Regions from separate parts of the Mus musculus genome. Here region 2 is linked to region 1. Evidence: chromatin loops called from intact Hi-C (ENCODE). Cell type or tissue: left cerebral cortex. All regions are shown on one strand. Links, peaks and the distances in the headings refer to the core of each region. The heading gives the core; the rest is flanking DNA.

Region 1 (2,911 bases), core at 161-2,660:
CGGGTGTTCCAGGCCTGCCTGCTGCTCTGTCAGTCTCACAGCCTGTGTTCTCCCAGTCATTTCCTTTAGCTATCTCGACTGTTGACATATGGTCATCTTCAGTACTTGCCTAGAGTCTCTTCTGCTCTGGTCACTGGTGGTGGTATTCTCTCATTCATTCCAGAGTTTAATAATCCTAGCCAGTTGTTAGAAGCTGTCGTTAAACGCTTATCTGTTCATTGGCCTCTCCAGAAAATCTTGAAATGAAGGTGTTGTCAATGTTTGTATAGTTTTCTGCTTTTAGTTTATTTTGTTTCTGCTGCCCTGTTTTATTTTGCTGAGCTTATTTCCCCTAGTTTCTCATGGGAGATAATTAGCTTGTGATTCCCGTTTATAATACTGTTTAGGATTCTCTCGTGCAGATACTCTGTAGGAATTACTTCCGCAGGGTCTCAGCTGTAGATTTGCTTCTTGCTTTGTGTAAAGAAAGGAAAGAAGTTTTTATCTTTTTTTTTTAATTTTTTTTTTATTTTTAACTTACATTGATTTTGAGCCTAAACACTATATATAACATTGCTGCTATCCAGACATTTTTGTTGTAAGTCTTATTTCCTGTGTTTCGCCCTAAGGAAAAGCATTCTTTTGAGCACTCTCTGTTACCCCCTCATGCCATCATCTAAAACACAGTGTAGATAGAATTATGAGACTTGTTCATTGCATCATGGGGCATGTGTATTCAGACAAGCCCAACATTATTAAAGGTTTGTTTGCTCCATGCAGACTGTAACTAGATACTTTTGATTTGATTGGACCACAAAAGTTTTGTGTCTGGTGTTCGTAATGTGGAAATGACCTTATAATCCACTCACGTTCTGTCATTGTGCGGGTGTTCTCGTTGATACCTTCAGACATTTACTCAGCCCCTGCTTTGTGCAAGAACTCTGCAGTTGAATGGGAGAGAGAGTGTGAGTGTGTGTGTGTGTGTGTGTGTGTGTGTGTGTGTGTGTGTGTGTGTGTGAGTGAGTGTTTTCTTAGTTTGGTGTCTGCTCTGGGGTAGTTGTGATCCAGAGAGGGAAAGGGGTGGATGAACTAGAAGCTATGTGCAGTAGGTTAAAATATGTGATAAATGAAGTCCTTGAGTAGGGAGGGGCCCTAAGGCCCTAGGAAGGAGAGAGGAAAGCCAACTAAAGTTTCTAGCAGTTGGCCTGTATGTAAAAAAAAAAGTTTTATTTATTTGTTTGTTTGTCTATGTGAATGCTTGCCACACGTGTGGGTGCAGGCAGAGACTGGAAGGAGGATGTTAAATTCTTTGAACTGGAGTTATTTGTGGTTGTAGCTGCCCAGCCATGTGTGCTGGGAACCAAATTTGAGTCTTCTGTAAGGATAGGAAATGCTCTTAACCATTGAGCCATCTCTCATCCCCTGCCTTGATCAATCTGTCCATCTGTGTATCTATCCATCCACCCACTTATTGCTTTGTTTTGAAGCAGGTCTCTATAGTCTAAGCTGACCTAGAGCTCACTTTGTAGTTCAGGATTTTTAAAAGTTCTTTTATAGACATAGCAGCTCGCAGCTGTCTGTAACTCCAGTTCTTGGAGATCTGGCGCCCTCTTCTGGCCTCCATGGGCACCAGGCAAAAGTTGTGTACAGACCTACATGTAGGTACAACACCCATACACATAAAATAAACAATAACTTAAAATTCTAATAAAAAGTTTCTTTAAATATTTAAGTAAGAGTGTGTGTGTGTGTGTGTGTGTGTGTGTGTGTGTGTGTGTGTGTGTATACTCCTGTGCTGTAGTGTGCCTGTGGGGGTCAGAGGACGGTATGTGGTGTTAATAAGTCCCTTCCTCCCCTTTACATGGGTTCCAGGAGTCAGGCAGGTTATCAGGCTAGTGTAGTAAGCAGCCTTACCCACTGGGTGGTCTTGCTGGCCCTTATTGACTGCTGTTTGAAGGAAAGTAGCATTTCAGATAGAAAAGCCTGGGGGAGAGCCTCTGGGCAGGGGAGATCAAGTAGAGAAAACACAGCTGAATTTGGAGTCTTGAGTGTGCACTGGGGAAAGCGTAGACTGACAAGTAGGGTTCAGAGCAGTCCTATGTCAGGAGCAGGGCGTAGGCTACAGCTTTATTTGCTGGGGTCCTTGGCTGTTTGGGAGTCAGCTGCTCTCTTTACCAAAACTTCTTCCTTGACAATAAAATATTTCTTTGTTTTTATTTTTTATTCACAGTTCACTGAGACCTTTTTGACCGAGAGGGACAAATTGTCCAAATGGAGTGGAATTCCTCAGTTGCTCCTTAAGCTGTATGCCACCAGCCATCTGCACAGTGACTTCGTTGAGTGCCAAAGCATTCTCAAGGTAACTGATGGGGCCTTAGAGGGTCTGTGCTCAGGGTCTTCAGATGCCCCCACTATTGACCTTTTAGAAATAGCCAGCTTTTGTATGAGCTGTAGGACACTGGAGAAGTTTGGAAACGTTAAAAGAAGAAAATAATCACTAGTTATTCCAGTGCCCAGGGATTTGATTGTTTCCCTCACCCACTCCTCCTGTGATGCTAGGGACTGAACGCAGGGCCTTGCACATGTGAGGCTGGAATTGGGCCCTGAGCCCCTATCCCCACTCCTATCCCTAGATGGCATTCTTTTTGAAAAGAATTTTAAAGGCCCTATATCACTGAAGGCTCTTGGGAGGAGCTTTATGGCTGTCAATAATTATCATTAATGCAAGATTGAAGTTGGACTGCTGGTCAGGTTGAGAGTTAGACGCTTGTTTTCCAACTTGAGTGCTGTCTCGGTGCTGGCCCACACTCATTGCTTCTGACTTGGGACTGGGATCAAACACGAATTTAGAGAAGCAACTGGAGCCACAGTTGTAACCTGTGTAAGCCTGTAGTCATAACAACACTGAATACTACGGTACTCTTCAGAGGCA
Region 2 (2,911 bases), core at 102-2,601, 51 kb before region 1:
AGTCCCAGAGGCCTCATACACGGTGGCCTACCCCATGTGCTTGGGCAATAATGTGGCAGAGAGATGATGCTTTGTCTCATGGTTGATAGGAGTCAGAGATCAGGAGACAGGAATGGGCCAAGGACAAGGTACCCACCCCAAGTTGTGCCTCCCACCCCCAACTTACTTCCTCCACTTGATAAGGTTTCCATAACCTGTGCTGCCTCCTGGGAACCTAGGCTTCGCGCAGCTTGTCATGATTGCTTCTTACTCAAATTGCAACACATGCATTGTGCTATTTAGTCCCTTCCCATAGTCTCCTGGCTTTATTAGTTCATTCTTTTATTCCTTTTTACAGCTGAGGAAATAGGATTCTTAGGAATGCAATGCTGAGAAAGGTAAAAACAGAACTCGGACCTAAACTTAACTTTATGTGACACCAATCCTTGATTGCCTTCTGCCCTGCTTACTCCCTTCCAGGGTTTTGTTGTTTAGCCAGGAAGACCTCAAACTTGGTAATCCTCTTGCCTCAGCCTCCCAAGTGCTGAGATTATAAAGATTTACCAGTATGCCTGGCCACTTCTCATTTTTATACATCTATAGTATTTATATGACTATGAACACTACGTAGATATGGTTTGGCTTATACTTTTTGTTTAATGTTAATTTGTATGTTTCTATCTATCTATCAATCTATCAAATATTTATTGAGGACAGCTATGTACCAAGCATGGTGCTAAACTTTGAAGTCAAAATGGTAGGTTCAAACAGAAATGATCTACACTTACCTGGAGTTTGAGATGTTAGCACCAGGATCAAAAAATAGCAATAAAAGATGATAACCACATATTGAGGCCAAAGCTTTGTATTGCAAAGGCCCAAACACAAAATGATCTGGTGTGTGCCTTTAGCTCTGGCACTCAGAAAGAAGAAGCAGAGGCAGGCTGATCTCTGAGGTCAAGGAGTGACCTGTGGAGTGAGTTCCAGGACAGCTAGAGCTATATAAAAGAAACTATCTCAAAAAAAAAAAAAAACCCTAAACAAACAACAAACACCGATCTGACCTAGCCAAGGATTTTGGAGAACTTCTCTGAGGCAGTGATGTGCAGCTGGAGTTAGAATTTGACGGAGAAGCTGGCAGTAACTGGGAAGGTGATAGAAGAGGGTGCTGTAGGCCAGCTAGCATGGAGGCTTTGTGGCAGGAGAGTAAAGCGGGTGAGTGGAAGGGAGGCAGTGTGCTGGGGTTGAGAGAGAGAAGGGTATGTGGGGTCTGGAGGTGGACGCTCCACTTCACCGCATTGTGATCATTCACTGGACAATACAGGAGCTCCACTGGCATCTCTTACGTACAAGTCAGGAAGTGGTGAGATGACAGCTTTGAGATCACTGGCCGCCTTGTAAACAAGATTTGTGTTCTCATTCACCACATTTGCCAAGTAATTGCTTCCTGAGCTGTGTCTGGCACTCTGAGGAAGTACAAGAATGGGAGATGCCTCTGCTGTTGTGAAGGGGAACGGAGACCCTAACAGTAGAATACATAGAGCTCAGAAGGACTTTTAGAAGAAGAAAAGGTTGAGAGAAGTACCAGGCATCCTAGAGTAGGTGACACAGGCCAGGGAAGGCTTGGATTTATAAATGGAAGACGTAGGAGGGAGCTACTTCTGGTGGAGGAAACAGGAAACTGAGGAAGACTGGGCACAGAGGAAGGTGAATGGTGAAAGAGACAGGACAGAGGTAGGCTGGCTCCAGGTCCTAGAGAAACTGAGTGTTGGGATAGTCAGGAATTGTCTGGGCTACAAATTGCAGAACCTCGATTCAACTGACTGAGATAAGAAGACAAACTTACTGAATCAGATAACTAAAAAGCCCAGGTCAAGGCTGACCTCAGACCCGATCCAGACAGACAAATGACGTCAATCAGAGTCCCCTTCCACCTTTTATCTCTGCTTTCTTGGCTGCTGTGTTCTCAGTCTCCATAAAAGGTCGGTCAGCCAATTGCCATTCCTATCTCCTTCTTCGCAAGTTTAAGAAACAGTATGTTCAAAGAAGCACCCTTCCCCCTTAGTCCAAGCAGTAAGTCTTCATAGGTCAGGCTTGGGTCACATATATATTCCCGAACTGTCTCTGGTAAAGGGGTATGGTATTACGGCTGATACCAGTAAGACACCCACTCCACAGCTGGGGACATGGGGTCCTGAATTACAGGAGTGACTCTGGGAAGAAGAGTATTCAAGGGAAATTTGGGGTGATAATAGCAGAAAAAACGGTAATATTATGTGTCAAGCTAGGTGGGGTGGCACGTGACTGTAAACGCAGCGATAGTTGGAGTCGGGAACATCAGCAGTCCGAGGCCATTCTTGCCTTACATAGTGAGTTCGAGGCCAGCCTGGTCTGTACGAGAACATCTCAAACAAACAAGTTTGTTCTCTCCCTCCCTCCCTCCTCCTCTCTCTCCTTCTCTCCCCTCCCCTATCCCCTCTCTCTCTCCATGTATGTATATTCATATACAACACATATATGTATATACAAGTATATATGTAGATGCACATATACATATCTAGCATTGGACTAGATTTAACCAGATTTATTTTCCCAAGTAAAGGAAAGGATATGGTTTAGGCGATAGACTACTTGCCTTCTGCATGCAGCCATGAGTTCAATCCCCATCAACCTCAGATGGATAAGAACCACAAAGCTACATGAAAATGCGACTCATCCTTTAAGCATACGGTTTGGGGGCTGGAGAGGTGGCTCAGTGGTTAAGAGAACTGTTACTCTCGCAGAGGACCTAAGTTTCGGTCTCAGTACCCATACGGTAGCTCACAGCCATCTGCAACTCCAGTGGGAGGAGACCCACCCCACCTCACCCCACACACTTCTCTCCTCCAAGAGCAGCAAGTGCCAACGTGGCACTCTTGACTATGGAGGCAAA

Evidence for each region. A loop is a pair of places that touch in the nucleus more often than their neighbours do. Peaks named below come from ENCODE experiments on the same cell type or tissue, not always from the same donor. Only the 100,000 strongest peaks of a DNase experiment are listed, where the experiment ranks them.
Region 2: it touches region 1 in a loop (1.9-fold over the local background); 2 of 42 quality-filtered maps call a loop at or near these places.

The regions. Positions count from the first base shown.
Region 1 is chr2:155,672,417-155,675,327 of GRCm38, reverse strand. It overlaps Trpc4ap (transient receptor potential cation channel, subfamily C, member 4 associated protein), which reads left to right. Exons shown (of 19, transcript NM_001163452.1): 2 at 2,210-2,338. Among named protein-coding and RNA genes, the nearest start is that of Trpc4ap, 19 kb to the left of the region's middle. In left cerebral cortex, for the core only: a CTCF peak has its summit at 1,591 (motif pointing left); a DNase peak (open chromatin) is centred at 1,586.
Region 2 is chr2:155,723,199-155,726,109 of GRCm38, reverse strand. All of the region lies in intron 3 of Edem2 (ER degradation enhancer, mannosidase alpha-like 2), which reads left to right. Among named protein-coding and RNA genes, the nearest start is that of Edem2, 4.8 kb to the left of the region's middle. In left cerebral cortex, for the core only: no CTCF peak of the experiment used is centred there; a DNase peak (open chromatin) is centred at 1,426.